Regions from separate parts of the Homo sapiens genome. Here region 2 is linked to region 1. A link is an interaction called in ENCODE POLR2A ChIA-PET data of the cell type or tissue named here. Cell type or tissue: IMR-90. All regions are shown on one strand. Links, peaks and the distances in the headings refer to the core of each region. The heading gives the core; the rest is flanking DNA. Region 1 overlaps LOC101928516 (a long non-coding RNA gene). Region 2 has its middle 280 kb from the start of CD109.

Region 1 (9,530 bases), core at 1-4,000:
GGATTGCAGGCATGAGCCACTGCGCCTGGTGCGAACCACTTTTGTACATAACTAAAGGACTGAAGTCAAAGGATGTCCACAGGGAAAATATTGAGTGAAAATAATAATAATAATATATACAACAGTTCAGTATTGTTCTAAATGTTTTACATACATTAACTCATTTGTTTGGATACACTTGCCTTGCCCTATCATTGGCAATGATTTTCACAAATTTTTAATATACCTGACATTAAGCATTTTTATATTTGTAATCTGCCATAGACATCCTATTTAAATTTAGCTAGTTAAGATTGCCTTATTGGTGAGCACCAGGTGCGGCGTGGGGCAGGGCAGGGTCGTCATGGCGGAGTTGCAGCAGCTGCGGGTGCAGGAGACGGTGGACTCCATGGTGAAGAGTCTAGAGAGAGAACATCCAGAAGATGCAGAGTCTTATGTTCCCGTGCAGCACCAGCTGTTGTGAGGACAGCTAGGCATCCATGCAGTAAGTGCACCAGTGCATCGAGCGCTGCCATGCACCTCTGGCTCAAGTCCAGGCCTTGGTCACCAGTAAGTTGGAGAAGTTCCATGACCGCCAGGCCTGGTGCACCAAACATTGCAACGACAAAGCCAAAGATTCAATAGATGCTGGGAGTAAGGAGCTTCAGGGGAAGCGGTAGCTGGACTGTCGTGTGACCAAGTGTGTGGATGACCACATGCACCTCATCCCAACCATGACCAAGAAGAAGGAGGCTCTCTTACCCATTGGGAAATAGAAGTCCTTGCCAGTGGCCATCGGGACTGAGGGCAAGAATATATTTTTTAATAAGGAATTGGGAATTTCAGTATTTTAAGCAAAGTTTATGAATGAAGAAATTAAGGATGGCAACAAGTGTAAGGCATATGTCACTTGCCTCCGGACACTGGTTCTTTCATGTTTCAGTCCTAAAAAGTGAAATAGGAAAAAGTGGTGCTAAATTGCATCGGAGATATTACAGGAAGTTTTAGAGCTTATGTTCCTGTGGCTAGTGCTTGTCCTGGCCGTAAGGATGTTGCCTGTAATAAGTCAGAGCCCTCCAAGGTACCAGACTCTTCTTACTACACAGGTACCAATAGGCTGGAAGGTTAGACCTGATGGAGTTTGAGGAGAGATATTTTCTCTTTGTTGCCAACATCCTGTTTACCAGAAGGGTCATCACACCATTTTCTGTAAGCTGTGAAACAAAATCCAAGAGGTCAATCACTTAGAAGGGAAAAACAAATTTCTGGGTCTTAGTTTTCTTGATTTTGTGTAATTTATACAATGGTATACAAATTGATTTTAAGATGTGGAATTGGGAGGGAGAGTAGTTTGGATAAGAACTTTGAAGATCCTTTTGGATCCCCATTTCTGGTCATCGATATGTAAATATACATTTCTTAATATTATTACATGCTGTGTCTTTCAACCTGGAGACCGTGCAAAAACATAAGAGGTGACGACACACTAATTGTGGGAAGCAGAGCTTCCCTCTTACTGGCTGATGGGCCCTGAGGTTGTGTGTAGCAAAATGACAGGACGAATCTTGCAGTAACACTTTCCCCTTGAAGAGAAGGGGGTTTTGACTGTGATATATATTAGTATCTAGGAATGAATAGTAAAAGAGGAGCAATTGGCTACTTGCTTATAAGGGAGTTATGAAGTACTGGATTTGGAAAAACCTGGTTTTTATAAAACAGAATGGAATGAAAGCCTAAACCTAGCGTTGTTTCCTTAGCTCCCTGAATTAACAGAGCCCAATTGAGATAAACCCCTGGCAACAGGAAATTCAAGGGAAAAAAAGTAAACAACTCGGGCTAGGATGAGCTGACTCCCTTAGAGCAAAGGAGAGGCAGCCAGTCCCCATTATCAAATACCATTTTTGCCCGGGGCTTTTGAAACTTGCAGTGTTTCAAAACTGGCAAGGCACCTTATTATTTTGATACCAACCTCATTGTATTTTCACCAACTTATTACTTGAAATGATAATACAGCCTGTCCATTTGCTGTTTTCAGGCTGTGATATATTTTCTTAGTAATTTGGTTTTAAAAATAAATAAGGTTTAATTCCCCCCTCCCCGCCACAAAAAAGATTGCCTTATTCATTACTAAAGAATGATATATCACTTTTTAGAAGTATGTGATGTTTTCTAACTACAATTTTTACAAACTAGGCTTTTAGAATTGCCATTTATGATCATTCTTGCAATGCAAACTAAAACTAAAATACGTTGCTGTTTAGGTTTATAAAACAAGTGCCATTCATCAGGGAAAAGATAGAATACGTCTTTTCTTTTTCTTTCTTCTTAGAAGAGTTTTGTATAAAGAACTTCTTTTAAATATTTGAGATACTTTTCACCCAGAAGAGGTGTTGTTTAAATTGGGGTTTGTGACTAATTTGTTTCAATTAAAAATACTTTAATATCATTATCAAATGCCTCTTAGATGATATGATCTCTGTTACCATATGTGGTAGTTTGCTCTACATACTAGCTATTTAAAACAGATGTAAGTAAAACAAGATTTGTTTGGGAGGAATAGGGTTTCTCCAGAGTAAAGAATACAGAGACCAAATGGAAACATACTTGCTTCACTGCACATGGTTTCTATACTTGGCTGTGCTGGCTTACCATTTTATGGTTACCAGATTTACATCCTTTGAAATTATGGACATTGGATCAAATCCTCATGTTGGAAAACACTCTAAGGTAACATTAAATGAGCATGTGATTTGAATAACCTACAATTTTCACACAGGTTTTGATGACCAAAGTCAAAATATTTCCCATAAAATACTGTAAATTTGCTAAAATTTATACAAAGCTCCTACAGTGTAATAATACAAAGAAACTTTGTTTACTGAAAAAATCTAAAATATCTTTTTTTATATTTTATTTTAAACAATTTTTTAAGTTTGTATTTTTATCTTATTTATTTAAGCTTGTTTTCTCTCTCTTTTTTAAAATAATTCTAAAAAAACTAGATACAAATGCAGAGCGTGCAGGCTTGTTACATAGGTATACGTGTGCCATGGTGGTTTGCTGCACCTATTGACCCATCCTCTAAGTTCCCTCCTCTCCTCCTGTCACCTCCCACCCCCTAAAGGGCCTTGGTGTGTGTTGTTCCCCTCCCTATGTCCATGTTTTCTCATTGTTCAACTCCCACTTATGAGTAAGAACATGGGGTATTTGGTTTTCTGTTCCTCTGTTAGTTTGCTGAGGATGATGGCTTCCAGCTTCATCCATCTCCCTGCAAAGGACATGATCTCATTCCTTTTTATGACTGCATAGTATTCCATGGTGTATATGTACCACATTTTCTTTATCCTGTCTATCATTGATGGGCATTTGGGTTGGTTCCATGTCTTTGCTATTGTAAATAGTGCTGCAATAAACATACGTTTGCATGTGTCTTTATAGTAGAATGATATATATCTTCCTTTGAGTATATACCCAGTAATGGGATTGCTGGGTCAAATGGTATTTCTGGTTCTAGACCTTGAGGAGTCTCCATACTGTCTTCCCCAATGGTTGAACTCATTTACATTCCCACCAACAGAGTAAAAGCATTCCTATTTCTCCACAGTCTCGCCAGCATCTATTGTTTCCTCACTTAATAATCACCATTCTGACAGGCGTGAGATGGTGTCTCATTGTGGTTTTGATTTGCATTTCTCTGATGATCAGTGATGTTGAGCTTTTTTTCATATGTTTGTTGGAGACATAAATGTCTTCTTTTGAGAAGTGTCTGTTGATATCCTTTACCCACTTTTTGCTGGGGTTGTTTTTTTTCTTGTAAATTTGTTTAAGTTCCTTGTAAATTCTGGATATTAGACTTTTGTGAGATGGGTAGATTGCAAAAATTTCTCCCATTCTGTAGGTTGCCTGTTTGTTCTGATGATAGTTTCTTTTGCTGTGCAGAAGCTCTTTAGTTTAATTAGATTCCATTTGTCAATTTTGGCTTTTGTTGCAATTGCTTTTGGTGTTTTTGTCATGAAGTCTTTGCCCATGCCTATGTCCTGAATGGTATGGCCTAGGTTTTCTTCTAGAGTTTTTATGGTTTGGGGTTTGACATTTAAGCCTTTAATCCATCTTGAGTTGATTTTTGTGTAAGGTGTAAGGAAGGGGTCCAGTTTCAGTTTTCTGCATATGGCTAGCCAGTTTTCTCAGCACCATTTACTAAACAGGAGATCCTTTCCCCTGTTTAATAAATTTTATATAAGTTTATTAAAATTATAGAATTGTAGAGCTAGAAGATTCTTAGAAGGTCTATAGTCACTATGTTAGCAGATTCTTAGATTAGTCATATTTGACTCAGCAAGTACAGTGTTGTATTTGTATTAGGTTCTTTTTGTGTTAGTTTCTTCTTTGTATTTGTATTCTTGAATTTGTATTAGTTTTCTTTTCTTTCTTTTTTTTGGAGACAGGGTCTTGCTCAGTTGCTCAGGCTGCAGTGCAGTGGCATGATCACAGCTCTCTGTAGCTTTGACCTCCTGGGCTCAAGCAATCCTCCCAGCTCAGTCTCCTAATTAGCTGGTACTATAGGTGCACACCATCATGCTTGGGTGATTTTTTTTTAATATTTTTTGTAGAGACAGCGTTTCACATGTTGCCCAGGCTGGTCTCAAAACTTGGGCTCAAGTGGTCCGCCTTTCTGGGTCTCCTAGAGTGCTGGGATTACAGGTATGAGCCACCACGCCCAGCTTGTATTAGTTTTCTCTTACTGTGCCACAAATTACCACAGACTGTACAGCTTAAAACAACATGTATTTATTATCTTACAGTTGTGTAGGCCAGAAGTCTAGGTACAATGTCACTGTATTCTCTTCTCAGGGTTTCTTTAGACTGAAATCAAAGTGTTGTCCAGGGCTGGGCTTCTTATTTGGGATTTGGGATTCTCTTCCAAGTTCATTGTTTGTAGGCAGAATTCATTTCCTTGAAAGCTTATTGACTGAGCTCCCCATTGTCTGCTAGCTGTCAAATCTCTGACTTCCTCTCCTGAAACCAGCCAGAGAAAACTCTTGGTTTTTAAAGGGATCATGTGATCAGGTTAGGCCCACCTCGATAATACAGTTTTTGCCCTGTAATATAGTTTTGGAGTGATATCTCATCATATTTACAAGTTCTGCTCACATTCAAGGAGAGGAGATTTTACAAGGGCGTGGGTCATGGGGAACGAGTTACCTTTTGCCTGACACACACACATACACACACACACACACACATATATATGTATGTGTGTATATATATATATATATATATATATATATATATATATATATATAGCAATGACTGTAACTTTATGGTCTGCGGGATTATTTGTATCTAGGAAATCTGCCTTCTGAACAGTGGTCAGAAGGTCTGGCTTGTCTGGTTATTGCCATCTATTCCTACTTCATTTTACTCACATACCCCTGGCCCTAATGTGCTTTTTGGGAAGTAGGCAATACTCTCTCGTGGGTATCTTTGGCTTAGTGGTGCCAATATTCCAGGCTTAAACTTCTCCTCTCTCCTTTGTTCTCACACTGGAGACTACTTCAATGTTTATGGCAAATGTACACACTCTGGTTTCATAGTATTTAAAATAAAGTGACCATATTTCCTACTTATAAGACAATTTTTGGCTCAGAAATGTATACAGAAATACACTTTTTAAATAATTTTCAGGCACAGTTTCAAATACTCACTAAATTGCTCCTTTCCCATTTTTCCTATAATGCACAATAATGTATGTCCCTTGATCTAGTCCCAGAAAAGGTTTCCAGGAAGATTTCTGAGAAAAGCGCATATGTGACATTTTCTGAAATGAACTTGCTCAGCAACATGTACTTTTTTCCTTTTTGTTAATGTCCCCATATTTGAGCAGAAGGTAAAATTTTGTTTACATGTATAACTTGCTTCAATTTTTCACACACGTTTTCTAAGAATGTGCATACTGAAGTTGGTGGGTTATAAAAGGGATTAATACCCCTTTTGGCCTATATTTATTGGAAAGACCAAGTTGCCAGGGTTCTTTGAAGAATTCAGACAAATACATCTGAATATTTTCCATCAAACGGGAGGTAGAGGATCAAGCATGGATTTGCTCTTTATAGCACTTCTGGCAAGAGGCTTTTGGAATAAAATTTATGTATTCCTTCTCAATTTGGTTAACCGCAACATCTGTTTGTCTCCATTGGCCTTTGGCCATTGACCTACTGTCTCCTGTAGAAGACACCCACCATCACTCTTACGACCAAATGTTGATGGGAAACAAGCAGTTCTCAAGTGATTTTAGTCATGGAAATAGTGATAAGCCAAAAGCATGGCCTAATTATATCATCTAAATTCATGGAAAAGGGAATTAATTTTATATTTTATCTGATTTTGGGGACTGAATTATTAATAGTACCAACTTATTTGGACAGGAAAAGGCCAAGAGATTTAGACAAGAACACAGTAAACAGACCCTTCTCATTCAATATAGCATGGGACATGTAGATTTACTTTTTGACTGCAGGAACAATTAGAGGAATCTAGGTGATTTTTCCAAACTTAGGAAATGAAAGTTTAACTAAAATTAAATATGTCTGTATGTTTATACATTTTTGAGATAAAACACTATTTTCTCTAGTTTTTTAAAAATGATTTTTTCTAATTTCTAACAATAGCTTATAAGTTTACTACACAATTATTGCTACTTCGAAAACGGATTTACCACTGTTAGGCAGAACAAACAAAGGTTCAGGAGAGGCCAATGCCTGTGAGACCGTGGTACCAGGATCTTCCAGTAACAACTTGGAGCCTGCCAGGCTATCCTTTGATCAAGGGCTCTCTCAGTGTTGGTACCTCTTGCTGCCTGGTCCTGCTTTGTCCTGGCCAGCCATACCCTGCCCAGCTGTGAAAGACCATTCAGTTTCTGCTTTTTCTTTAATTTTTAGATTTTTTTTGTTTACCTCAAATTATTCCAGTTGCATGATAGCAAAAGTAAGCCAGGTCCCTTTAAGAAGCACTGGACTGAAAATCCAGCTTCTGCTATAAAAACTCATTTCCCCACTCAAGGCATTTTCCTTCTGATTTCAGAGGTGAGGTACTCAGATGTGCTTTTGCCTCCAATCTCAGCATCTTCTCCTATTCATTTGTTGCCCATTCTATGCTTTCAATTTCTGCTATAGCCACTCAGTCTTCCTCTGTTCTGGTCTCAAGGTGAGCATTTTCTGCTACCCCTGTGTCTAGTGACACCTCCCAGTTTCTGGCACATAACTCTTTTCTCTGGTTCTCTCTTAAGACCTTGGTTTGTCTCTGGCCCAATTCAGGCCACGATTTCTACCCACCTTGACCTTTGCCATGGTTGGAGCTGTATCTTATGACACTGTGTTAGCTGTATCTTATCACACAAACCTGTGGGAACAAGAGATGTAGTATCTACCCACAAGGAATCTACAGACTACTGGGAATAGCAGACCCTCATTAATTAATTATTAGCATTAATTCTTCATGCTTGTAATCCTAAATTTTTTAAAAATTTGAGAACAATTTTTTTTTCTGTCTAGTTTGGGTGTTGGCTATTCCTAAATATTATGGTACTTACTTGTTTACCTGAAGGCTGGTTTCTCACCTGGCTGCACCTCTGCTGGGGGGTGCTCACTTTGTCCCTAACTTTTGGGTCAATAGGAAGAAGTAAGACATTGAGTGAATAAATTTGACCTTAAGCTGCTCTTTGCCATGGAGGAGTCCTGGCCCCTAGTGTTTGACTGTCAGTGTTTCTTTACCCCATAAAAATTTTCATCCCTAATAAAATGCTGCCATGTAACTGACTCTACATGCTGAACCAAGAGAAATTAAGAAGAATAAACCTAATTTGCTTCAGAAAAGAATGTTTCAATATAGAGGAATTATTTCTTATTTTAACCTTGATAATTTTGCCTATAACATTTTCTGGAAAATAGATAAGTATGCAGAGTCTTAGTTATATTTATAGTAAAATAAAATATAGCAAGGTTAATGGAATTGTCCAGAGACCCACAACGAACAGAGGGCAGATCACAGAACTCCACACTCATACTCATGTTCTAGCCATTAGGCCTCTTGGCCTCTCTTTGTTCTATTTGCCAAGGTATGACCAGAGCAGAAAACATCCTCAACCAATTAGGCAAGCTCCCCATCTGGTGATTAGTCTTGCTATGAAGACATCTTGTGTATTACCACATTTACGACTGCAATTGGAGCTTTATTTACCATTGGGGGTATAGCTCTTTCCGAGGAAATGACCTTCTAACTGAGCCAGGAGGGGCTGGGCTAAGTTTGTTTCAGCTGGAAATTACACATTACATATTTAGTATGTTTGGTCACTTTAGATCTCTGTGAGGCAGGGAAGGAGAATTTTATGCATTACAAAGTTCCTAAAAATATTTACAATCTTGTAAATCAAAGTGGGTTTCTACTGGATTTAGCTTTATGCAAATCTTTATATTATGTCTGGGCTTTCAGTCTGATTTTAGAAGAGTACTATTACAGTATTTTAACTTTTATTGAAAATCCAGGCTTTTTAATTTTTTTAATTTTTAATTTTTGTGGGTACGTAATAGGTGTATACATTTATGGGGTACATGAAATATTCTGGTATAGGCATGCAAAGCATAATAGTCATAACATGTAGAATTGGGTATCCATCCCCTGAAGCACTTGTCCTTTCTGTTACAAACAATTAAATTGTATCTTGAGTTATTTTAAAATGTACAATTAAATTATTTTGACGACAATCACCCTGTTGTACTATGAAATACTAGGTCATATTTATTATTTCTATCTTTTTTGTACCTATTAACGTCTCAATCTCCTTCTCACTACCCTTCCCAGTCTCTGGTAACCATTCTTTCATTCTTTCTCTCTATGAGTTTAACTGATTTGATTTTTAGATGCTACCAGTAAGTGAGAACGTGAGATGTTTGCTTTTCTCTGCCTGACTTATTTGACTTAATGTAATGAATTCCAGTTCCATCCATGTTATTGCGAATGACAGGATTGGATTTAATTTTCTTTTATGGCTGAATAGTACTCCATTGTATATAAGTGTCACATTTTCTTTATTCATTCATCTGTTGATGGACACTTAGGTTGCTTCCAAATCTTGACTATTGTGAACAGCGCTGGGACAAACATGGGAGTACAGATATATCTCTTCAATATGCTAGTTTCCTTTCTTTTGGGTAAAAACTCAGCAGAAGGATTCCTGGATCGTAAGGTACCTCTGTTTTTAATTGTTTTGAGAAAACTCCAAACTGTTTTTCATAATGGCTGTACTAATTTACCTTCCCACCAACAGTGTATAAGGGTTCCCTTTTCTCCATATCCTCGCCAGCATTTGATATAGCCTGACTTTTCTTTTTTTGAGATAGGGTATCACTCTGTCACCCAGGCTGGAGTGCAGTGGTGTGATCTCAGCTCACTTCAGCCTTGACCCTGTGGGCTGAAGTGACCTCCCACCTCAGCCACCCGAGTAGGTGGGACTACAGGCATGTGCCACCATGCCTGGCTTGCCTGACTTTTAGATA
Region 2 (10,322 bases), core at 6,044-10,043, 300 kb before region 1:
TGCCTGCTCAAGTGGGTCCCTGACCCCTGTGCCTCCTGACTGGGAGACACCTCCCAGCAGGGGTCAACAGACACCTCATACAGGACAACTCCGGCTGGCATCTGGTGGGTGCCCCTCTGGGACGAAGCTTCCAGAGGAAGAAGCAGGCAGCAACCTTTGCTTTCTGCAGCCTCCGCTGGTGATACCGAGGAAAACAGGGTCTGTAGTGGACCTCCAGCAAACTCCAGCACACCTGCAGAAGAAGGGCATGACTGTTAGAAGGAAAACTAGCAAACAGAAAGCAATAACATCAACATCAACAAAAAGGAGGACCACGCAAAAACCCCATCCAAAGGTCAACAACATCAAAACCCAAAGGTAGATAAATCCACGAAGATGAGGAAAAAGCAGCACAAAAAGGCTGAAAATATAAAAAACCAGAATGCCTCTTCTCTTCCAAAGGATCACAACTCCTCGCTAGCAAAGGAACAAAACTGGACAGAGAATGAGTTTGACGAATTGAGAGAAGTAGGCTTCAGAAAGTGGGTAATAACAAACATTTATGCGGCCAATGAACATATGAAAAAAAGCTAATCATCACTGGTCATTAGAGGAATGCAAATCAAGACCACAATGAGATACCATCTCATGCCAGTTAGAATGGCGATCATTAAAAAGTCAGGAAACAACAGATGCTGGAGAGGATGTGGAAAAATAGGAACACTATTACACTGTTGGTGGGAGTGTAAATTAGTTCAACCATTGTGGAAGACAGCGTATGTATGATCACCTTACTTAGTAGCCCACTTTTGGCCTGGCTTATTCTTGTACTTCCTGCTCATATTTGAGAGTAAATAAATTTCGATTACCAGTGCCAAGGTAGGTGATGATCTCAGAAAAAACTACCTGATTTTTCTTTTTCTTTTTTTTTTTGAGATGGAGTCTCGCTCTGTTGCCAGACTGGAGTGCAGTGGTGCAATCTCGGCTTACTGCAACCTCTGCCTCTCAGGTTCAAACAATTTTCCTGCCTCAGCCTCCCGAGTAGCTAGGACTACAGGCTTGCACCACCATGCCCAGCTAATTTTGTGTATTTTTAGTAAAGACGGGTTTCACCATGTTGGCCAGGATGGTCTCCATCTCTTGACCTCGTGATCTGCCCTCCTCAGCCTCCCAAAGTGCTGCGATTACAGGCGTGAGCCACCACGCCCCGCCTACTACCTGATTTTTCTTGCCAGCTCATCAGAAATTCTCAACATTGTGCACTGTGGATAACTGGTTTTTTCTTCCTTCTTTTATTTTTAATGGCTTTATTGAAGTAGAATTGACATCCAAAAACTGCACATTTAGATTATACATTTCGATTTCGATAATGTTTGACATATGTATATACCTGTGAAACTAACATCACAATCAAGATAATGAACATATCCATCACTCTCAAAAGTAATCCCTCTTCTTCTCTCCCTACCTGCAGGCAACACTGATCTGCTTTCTGTTGCAATAGATTATTTTATGTTTTCCAGGATTGTATATGAATAGAATCATATAGTGTGTTATCTTTTACTCTTCTATTTTGGCCTGGCTTCTTGGAGAGTCAAAAAGATTCTTCTGATTGTTTCTGAGTGGTATTTTGTTGTATGGACATTTCGTAATTTGTTTACCCATCTGTTTATCACCATTTGTGTTTTTTTCCAGTTTTCAGTTATTACAAATAAAGTCTCTACGGACATTTTTGCATCTGCCTTTTCATGGAAAGATGCTTTCATTTCTTTGGGGTAAATACCTAGGAGTGGACTGACTAGATTGTACTGGAGATTTATGTGTAACTTTTAAGAAATGATCAAAGTTATAGTTTTCCAAGGTATTGTACCAGTTTGCACTCTTATCAGAAGTGTATGAGAGTTCTAGTTGCTCTATATCCTTGTCAACACTTGGACCAGTCAATCTTTTCAAAAGTTTTAGGCATTGTAATAAATGTGTAGTGATTTTATTTGTAGTTTAAATGTGCATTTCCCTAACAACTAATGATGTGAACATCTTTTGGTGTGCCTATTTGTAATGCATATATTATCTTTGGTGAAATGTCTGTTCAAATTGCCCATCTTTTATTGGATTGTTAGTTTTCTTGTTAGTGAGTTTTGAGAATTAAAAAATATATATATTTACAACACAAGCATTTAATCAGATATACGATATGAAAATATTTCTCCTAGTTTGTGGCTCTTCTTGTCATTTCTTTTGAAAGCATAATGTCTTTTGAAAGCAGAGTTCTTAATTTTGATAAAGTTTAACATAAAATTTTTCTTATATGAATCATGATTTTGTTATTGTATCAAAGAAATCTTTCTCTAACCTGAATGAGTAATTGATTTTTAACCAAGAGTGACTAGGGTGAATTTAAATGAAATAAAAACTGATATTAGAAAATTGGGACATCTAGTTATACCAGTCTATATATGTATTATTTTTATTTTGGTATCAATTAAACTTCTGGAAGTGTTCAGGAGTTACTAATACATGATTTCTATTTTCAACATATAACATGACTGATTCTCACTTATTTAAAACACAACTTGTATCAAAGTTCCTTAATTAAAGGCATGACTATAAATGGCCTGCCAGATTTTGAACGCAAAACAAGTGGAAAGAACCTTCCTGATAACTCTCTTCCCAGCCTAATTACCAATTTCTATAAGTCCCATGTAGACTCAAACTGAGCCTCTGATACTTGCTTGAATTCATTCACTCCTCTCCATTTCTTCAGGCACTTCCCTAGTAATCATCATCTTTTGCTGAACAGTTGTCTAACTGCTCTCTTCTTCCAGGATGGTGCCTCCAACTTATTCTCTATTCAGATGCCAGAATTATCATAGCAGCATACAAATGTGAATATGCCATGTCCTTGTTTATAATTCTATGAATTAACCTTTATCTTTAAAATAGATTTTTTTGGGCTGGGTGCGGTGGCTCATGCCTGTAATCCCAGTACATTGGGAGGTTGAGGTGGGCAGATCACTGGAGGTCAGGAGTTCGAGACCAGCCTGGTCAACCTGGTGAAACCCTGTCCTACTAAAAATGCAAAAATTAGCCTGCATGGTGGAGCACCCCTGTAATCGCAGCTACTCGGGAGGCTGAGGCCGGAGAATCACTTGAACCTGGGAAGTGGAGGTTGCAGTGAGCCGAGATCGTGCCATTGCACTCCAACCTGGGTGTTGCAGTGAGACGTCGTCTCAAAAAAAAAAAAAAAAAAAAGATTTTTGAAGGTTTTTTCGTGTCTCTATCTCCTTCAGTTCTGCTCTGATCTTAGTTATTTCTTCTGCTAGCTTTTGAATTTGTTTGCTCTTGCTTCTCTAGTTCTTTTAATTGTGATGTTAGGGTGTCGATTTCAGATCTTTCTAGCTTTCTGATGTGGATATTTAGTGCTGTAAATTTCCCTCTTCATACTGCTTTAGCTGTGTCCCAGAGATTTTGGTATATTGTCTCTTTGTTCTCATTGGTTTCAAAGAACTTCTTGGTTTCTGCCTTATTTCATTATTTACCCAGGAGTCATTCAGGAGCAGGTTGTTCAATTTCCATGTAGTTGTATAGTTTTGAGTGAATTTTTTAATCCTGAGTTCTAATTTGATTACACTGTGGTCTGAGAGACTGTTTGTTATGATTGCAGTTCTTTTGCATTTTCTGAAGAGTGTTTTACTTCCAATTATGTGGTCAATTTTAGAATAAATGCCATGTGGCACTGAGAAGAATGTATATTCTGTTGATTTGGAGTGGAAAGTTCTGTAGATGTCTATTAGGTCCACTTGATCCAGAGCTGAGTTCATGTCCTGAATATCCTTGTTAACTTTCTGTCTTGTTGATCTAATACTGAGAGTGGGGTGTTAAAGTCTCTCATTATTATTGTGTGGGAGTCTAACTTTCTTCGTAGGTCTCTAATAACTTGTTTTATGAATCTGAATACTCCTGTATTGGGTGCATATATATTTAGGATAGTTAGCTCTTCTTGTTGCATTGATCCCTTTATCATTATGTAATGCTCTTTGTCTTTGATTTTTCTTGGTTTAAAGACTGTCTTTTCAGAGACTAGGATTACAACCTTTGTTTTTGTTTTTGTTTTTGTTTTTTGCTTTCCATTTCCTCGGTAAATTTTCTTCCATCCCTTTAGTTTGAGCCTATGTGTGTCTTTGCGCATGAGATGGGTCTCCTGAATACAGCACACTGATGGGTCTTGACTCTCTATTCAATTTGCCAATCTGTGTCTTTTAATTGGGGCATTTAGCCGATATGCATTTAAAGTTAATATTATGTGTGAATTTGATCCTGTCATTATGAATGATGCTATTGGGTTATTTAGCACACTAGTTGATGCAGTTTCTTCATAGTGTGTCATTGATCTTTATATTTTGGTATGTTTTTGCAGTGGCTGGTACCAGTTTTTCCTTTCCATATTTAGTGCTTCCTTCAGGAGCTCTTGCAAAGTAGGCCTGGTAGTAACAAAATCCCTCAGCATTTGCTTGTCTGGAAAAGATTTTATTTCTCCTTTGCTTATGAAGCTTAGTTTGGCTGGGTATGAAATTCTGGGATGGACTGATAGGTGCAGCAAACCATCATTGCACACGTATACCTATGTAACAAGCCTGCACATTCTGCACATGTATCCCAGAACTTAAAGTAAAAAAAATTGCCAAAAAAAAGAAAAAATAGAGTCCAAGCTCCAAAACATGGGCCACAATTAGAGTGAGCATGTATCTCAGTTTAAGCCATTATTATTCCAGTGTGTTTATAAATAGCAACTGCACTGTAGTTCCAAAGTGTCCTTGTTTGGTTAATAATTTATATGGTCACTCTACTTATGAGACCTCACTCCACTGCACTTCAGTTATACCAATTTCCTTTTAGTTCCCTTTATTCATGTGGTATCATTCACCACTAAGCCTTCATGTGCTCTGTTCTTTCTACCTGCAAAACACCCTTTTGGTGGCTAGTTATGATTTTTTCAATTTACCTTTCAAATGTCAGCCTGCATTGAACTACTTTTATAAAGCTTCACCTGATGTTCCATATGCTTGTATTCTTTTACTTGTCTATGTACCCCCACTAGACTTAAGTTTTTAGAGGGTAGAGGAATCTATGCTTCCTTCTTTAATATATTCAGCACTTAGGGCAAGTAGCTGTTATACAAAGAGTTTGATCAGTAAATATTTGTTTATTAGGACTTTGAGGCAATAAGAGGCACCTTTTTCTGCTGGAATCACTCAGAAAACTCTGATCTTGAGCAAAAAAACTGACAGCACCCATTATGGTCTAAGCAAGTGAGTTGCTTATATAAAAATATAAAAACCCTCCAAGGATTGTATAAAATTCTTTGGTGAGAAATGCCCAAGTGTGAGATTCAGGTGTTTTACAACATTCTTTCTGTGTATTTTTCTTGCCTTGTGGCATCTATCATTTTAATTTCCACTGTGCTTCTTGACTCTCAGAATTGTGGTTTTTTTGTCTTTGCCCTAAATAAGAAAAAAAAAAACCTTAACTTCTATTATACTTAGACAAAAAAGGCTAGAATCATTTTCTAATAGAGAATACAAAGAGCAATGACAACCCAAAGAAAGGGAAAACCAGGAGGGAGGAAATAACAATAACTACGAAAGTTCCAAACCTCATAAAAATAAGAAAGTCCTCAAAATACAATTTTTAGTTCTAAGTATCCAAGTAAATGTAATTACATAAGCTGGATTGTGCTTCACATTCCCTTATTCCCTTATTGTAAGATAATGTCTATATTCTAGTCTCAAATAGGCTGTCAAAATTCCTTCTCTGTTCATGTTGAAGCCCCTGGGTTTTATCTTGTTTCCTCACATCTGGAAAACATTCAGTTTAGAAATCTTATCCAGTTAAAGGCAAATACCAACTTCCTTAAGTCTTTTCCTTATTCAACGTTCCTCTCTGAGTGTCTTCCTCTTAGCATGGTTTCTGTTGTAAAGTAAAACCCACAGTATAGTTGCAGATTCCTAGCAAAGGATACCCTGAGGCACCACTGGATTGTCCTAACCTCGGTCAAGGTTTCTGTTGTGTGCTTTTCTGAAATCTGATGTGCCAGCTCACATTATGAGTCCCTAGCATACATATATATGCTATGCTCTATGCATTACAATATACAGGAGAGAACCCAGTCCAAGTTTATTATTGCATTTAAAAAATATAATAGTTCTTAGGCCATAATCATTACTTGCATAAAATAAGATTGAAACTAATAATCACACATGACCCACTCTCTTGACTTAAACTCCTTTGAGTTGTTTTGTATGACCTTCAGAGCTTGGTAGGATATTCTAAAATAGTAGATCTCAAAGTATGGTTCCTGGATCAGCAGCATCACCATCACCTGGGAACTTGCTGGAAATGTAAATTCTCGAGCTTCACGACAGACCTCCTGGATCAGCACTCTGGTTGTGGGACCCAGATATCTATGTCTTAGCAAGCCTGTCAGGTGAGTATGAAAAAATCTAAAATTTGAGAATCACTATTTTAGGAGAATCATCTCCAGTCTAGAAAAATATATATAGTTGATTGCACTCAACTATCAAGTGCTTTGATAATAGGAAGAACATTAAATAGCAACAAAAGAAACTTCACCTCTTCTAGCAAGTTTCTTGGTGCCCATTAAAAACAGGATTTAGTAGGAATGGAGTGAGGTGGAAGGAGAAAGATTGCCATCTCTGAACCAGTGAATAAATTAAATTCCCCAATCCTCGTTGTAGTTGCAGCTAGGAAAAAGAAAAAGAAAAACAACAAACGAAAAACCCTCTTCATAAATCAGAGCAGAAACTATATGTGGGCAGGGTCAGGGTACTTCTTAGACTGGAATGTAGAATAGGCTGTGGCCACAGGGTTAGAGAAAGACCTTACTCCACATATGTTGCAAGTTGTGAGTACTAATTCTATCCGTATTTGTCTTTCATTTATGTGACTTTTATTTGTGGCTGTGCCTGCCTTACAGCTGCCCTGTGTTCCAGAGAGTAGAGATGAAAATAATTCATGAAAACTTCTGTTTCAGGATTTCAGCAATGTAGAGCTATGAAATATCCATTTGGTGTTGCTTTTTTTTTTTTTCTGTGAATGAGGCATCTAGGTTTCTAAAGGGGAAGATATCCCTATAAAACAGCAACAACAAACAACAACAATTCCTGTGTAGCAGCTTTAACCTAACATTTACCTTCAAGTTGTCAATGTTCCTAACATGCTGTTTTCCCATAATTATTGCAGAGCGCTTGGGCTATAATAAGCCCAGGGAATAGAATTAGCATTATTTCACTTTGCCAAGAACTTTTAATTGGCATTTGCTGATTTATATTTCACATAGCATTTAGCTTAAATCTTGCTGTGGTCAAGCAGCTGATGCATGATAGAAACTCCTCAGAGGCAGTAGGGAGCTATCAAAAATGTGCAGTGGGTGTCCTGACATAGCCAGTTTGACTTGGCAGGAGAAGGGGAAACAGACAGTTTTTCCACCCTCTGCCTATAGCATCCTGCCATATCCTGTCTGGGATATAGAGTCATTTTGGCTTTTAAAACTGGTGCCTCATCTGGAAACCAAGTTTTCCTTCATCTGACCACTTATGTTAGAATTTGTGTGAGGAGTCATCTGGCATCCTACATTATTGATCTGAATATACTAGGTCCATTCCAACATATGTTGCTGCCATCTACTTTTTCCCCCCCAAGTCTTGGCATTACATTTGGGAATTAGAAAAATGTTAGCTTGTTCTAAGAACCAATCTTTATGACAGCTATATATGAAAAATGCATCTGGATGACTGTTTTTCACATGTTGCCCTTTGAGCTCCAGACATGTTCTAAGGGTGTGGCTGGCAACATGTCATGTCTGACACTCAGTAACGGCTTCCTGGGGCTTCTCAGGCTGACTGCATGCCATCCATCTCATTCTAGGATTCTGTCGTTTTGCTCTCAGAGTGTTTTGTGGGCATCAGATCCAAATTTATCTGCTATTTATGTATATAATTTTTGTTTCTAGATTTCGCTAGTATAGACCAAATGCAGAGCTAGGACCTGATTTTCTTTTAAAAATTAATTTTTAAAATTGACAAGTACAAATAGTATATATTTATTGTATACAACATAATGTTTTGAAATATGTATACTTGTGGAATGGCTAAATCAAGCTAGTTAACATGTGCATCACTTCACATATTTATCTTTTTTTGTGACTAGAACACTTAAAATCTCTCAGTGATTTTCGAGAATACAATACATTGTTATTAACTGTAGTCGTCATGTTGTTCAATAGATCTCTTGAACTTATTCCTCTTATCTAACTGAAATTTTCTATCCTTTGACCAACACCTTCTCACCCAGCTCCCTCTCCCTACCCTGGTAACCACCATTCTACCCACTGCTTCTGTGGATTCAACTTTTAAAGATTCCATTTATAAGTGATGTCATGTGGAATTGTCTCTCTGTGCCTGGCTTATTTCACTTAACATGATATCCTCCAGTTTCATCCATGTTGTCACAAAGGACAGGATTTCCTTTTTTTTTTAAAGGTGAAATAGTATTCCATTACATACATACACCATATTTTCTTTATCCATTTACCCACTGATAGACACTTAGGCATGATGTCATATCTTGGCTATTGTGAATAACGCTGCATTGAGCATGGGAGTGCAGATATCTTTTCAACTTACTGGTTTCATTTCCTTTGGATATGTAGTGGAATTACTGGATCATATGATAGTTCCATTTACATTTAAGGTTAAGTTTTAAAAAAAAATTAAAAAATTAAAAAATTTAATTTTTTGAGGGACCTCCATACTGTTTTCTATAATGGCTGTGCTAATTTACATTCCCACCAACCACATACGAGGATTCTCTTTTGTCCACACCCTCCCCAACACTTGTTATCATTGATCTTTTTGATAATAGCCATTCTAACAGGTGTGAAGTGATATCACATAGTTTTAACTATAAATTTCCTGATGATTTGTGATGTTCAGTATTTTTTCATACACCTGTTAGTCATTTGTATATCTTCTTTTGAGAACTGTCTATTCAGATCCTTTGCCTATTTTTAAATTGTTTTTTTTCTTGCTATTGAGTTGTTTGAGTTTCTTATATATTTTGGATATTAACCTCTTATCAGATATATGGTTTGCAAGTATTTTTTCCCATTCTATAGTGTGTTGATTTACTCTGCTGATTGTTTTCCTTGATTTGCAGTAGCTTTTTAGTTTGATGTAATTCCATTTGTCTATTTTTGCCTTTGTTGCCTGTGCTTTTGGGGTCATATCCAAAAAATCATAGTTCAGACCAATGTCATGGCACTTTTTATCTATGTTTTCTTCTAGTAGTTCTACAATTTTAGGTCTTACACTTAAGTCTAATTTATTTTGGGTTGATTTTTCTATATAGTATGAGAAAAGGGCCTATTTTTTCTGCATGTAAATATCCAGTTGTCTCAATGCCATTTATTGAATACACTGTCCTTTCTACGTGTGTGTTCTTGGCACTTCTGTTGAAAATCAACTGACTGTAAATGGATAGGTTTATTTCTGAGCTCTCTATTCTGATCCACTGGTTTATGTGCTTTTATGCCAGTACCATGCTGTTTTGTAGGATATTTTGAAGCCAGGTAGTATAATGCCTCCAGCTTTGTTCTTTTTGCTCAAGATTGCTGTGATTATTCAGGACTTTTTGTTGCTCCAAACAAATTGTAGGATTGTTTCTTCTATGTCTGTGAAAACATGTTATTGGAGTTTTGACAGGGATTGTGATGAATATATAGATAGCTTTGGGTAATACGGACATTTTAACAATATTCTTCCAGTACATGAACATACCTTTTCACTTATTTGCATCTTCTTCAATTTCTTTCATCAATATTTTATAGTCTTCAGTGTACAAGTCTTTTACCTCCTTGGTTAAATGTATTCTTACATGTTTCATTTTCGGGGTAGCTGTTGTGAATGGGTTTGGCTTTTTAATTTCTTTTTCAGATAGTTCATCATTAGTGAATAGAACTGCTGCTGAACTTTATATGTTGACTCTGAAACTTTACTGAATACATTTATTAGTTCTAACAGTTTTTTTGGTGAATTTATTAAGGTTTTCTATATACATAAGATCATCTCATCTGCAAACAGGGACAATTTGCATTTAAAAAAATAATTTGGATGACTTTTATTTCTTTTTTGCCTAATTGCTCTGCCTGGGACTTCTAGTACTATGTTAAATAGGAGTGATGAGAGTGTGTATCCTTGTCTTGTTCCTGATCTTAGGTGAAGAGATTTCAACTTTTCATTGTTGAATATGATGCTAGCTGGGGGTTT

The links. Peaks named below come from ENCODE experiments on the same cell type or tissue, not always from the same donor. Only the 100,000 strongest peaks of a DNase experiment are listed, where the experiment ranks them.
Region 2: POLR2A ChIA-PET joins it to region 1 with 8 read pairs; 2 of 35 experiments call an interaction of 5 or more read pairs at or near these places.

Annotation. Positions count from the first base shown.
Region 1 is chr6:74,281,923-74,291,452 of GRCh38, forward strand. All of the region lies in intron 1 of LOC101928516 (a long non-coding RNA gene), which reads left to right. It also overlaps the pseudogene FAM136FP. Among named protein-coding and RNA genes, the nearest start is that of CD109, 590 kb to the left of the region's middle. In IMR-90, for the core only: no CTCF peak of the experiment used is centred there; a DNase peak (open chromatin) is centred at 2,499; H3K27ac peaks cover 1,684 bases.
Region 2 is chr6:73,972,763-73,983,084 of GRCh38, forward strand. No RefSeq gene overlaps it. Among named protein-coding and RNA genes, the nearest start is that of CD109, 280 kb to the left of the region's middle. In IMR-90, for the core only: no CTCF peak of the experiment used is centred there; no DNase peak of the experiment used is centred there.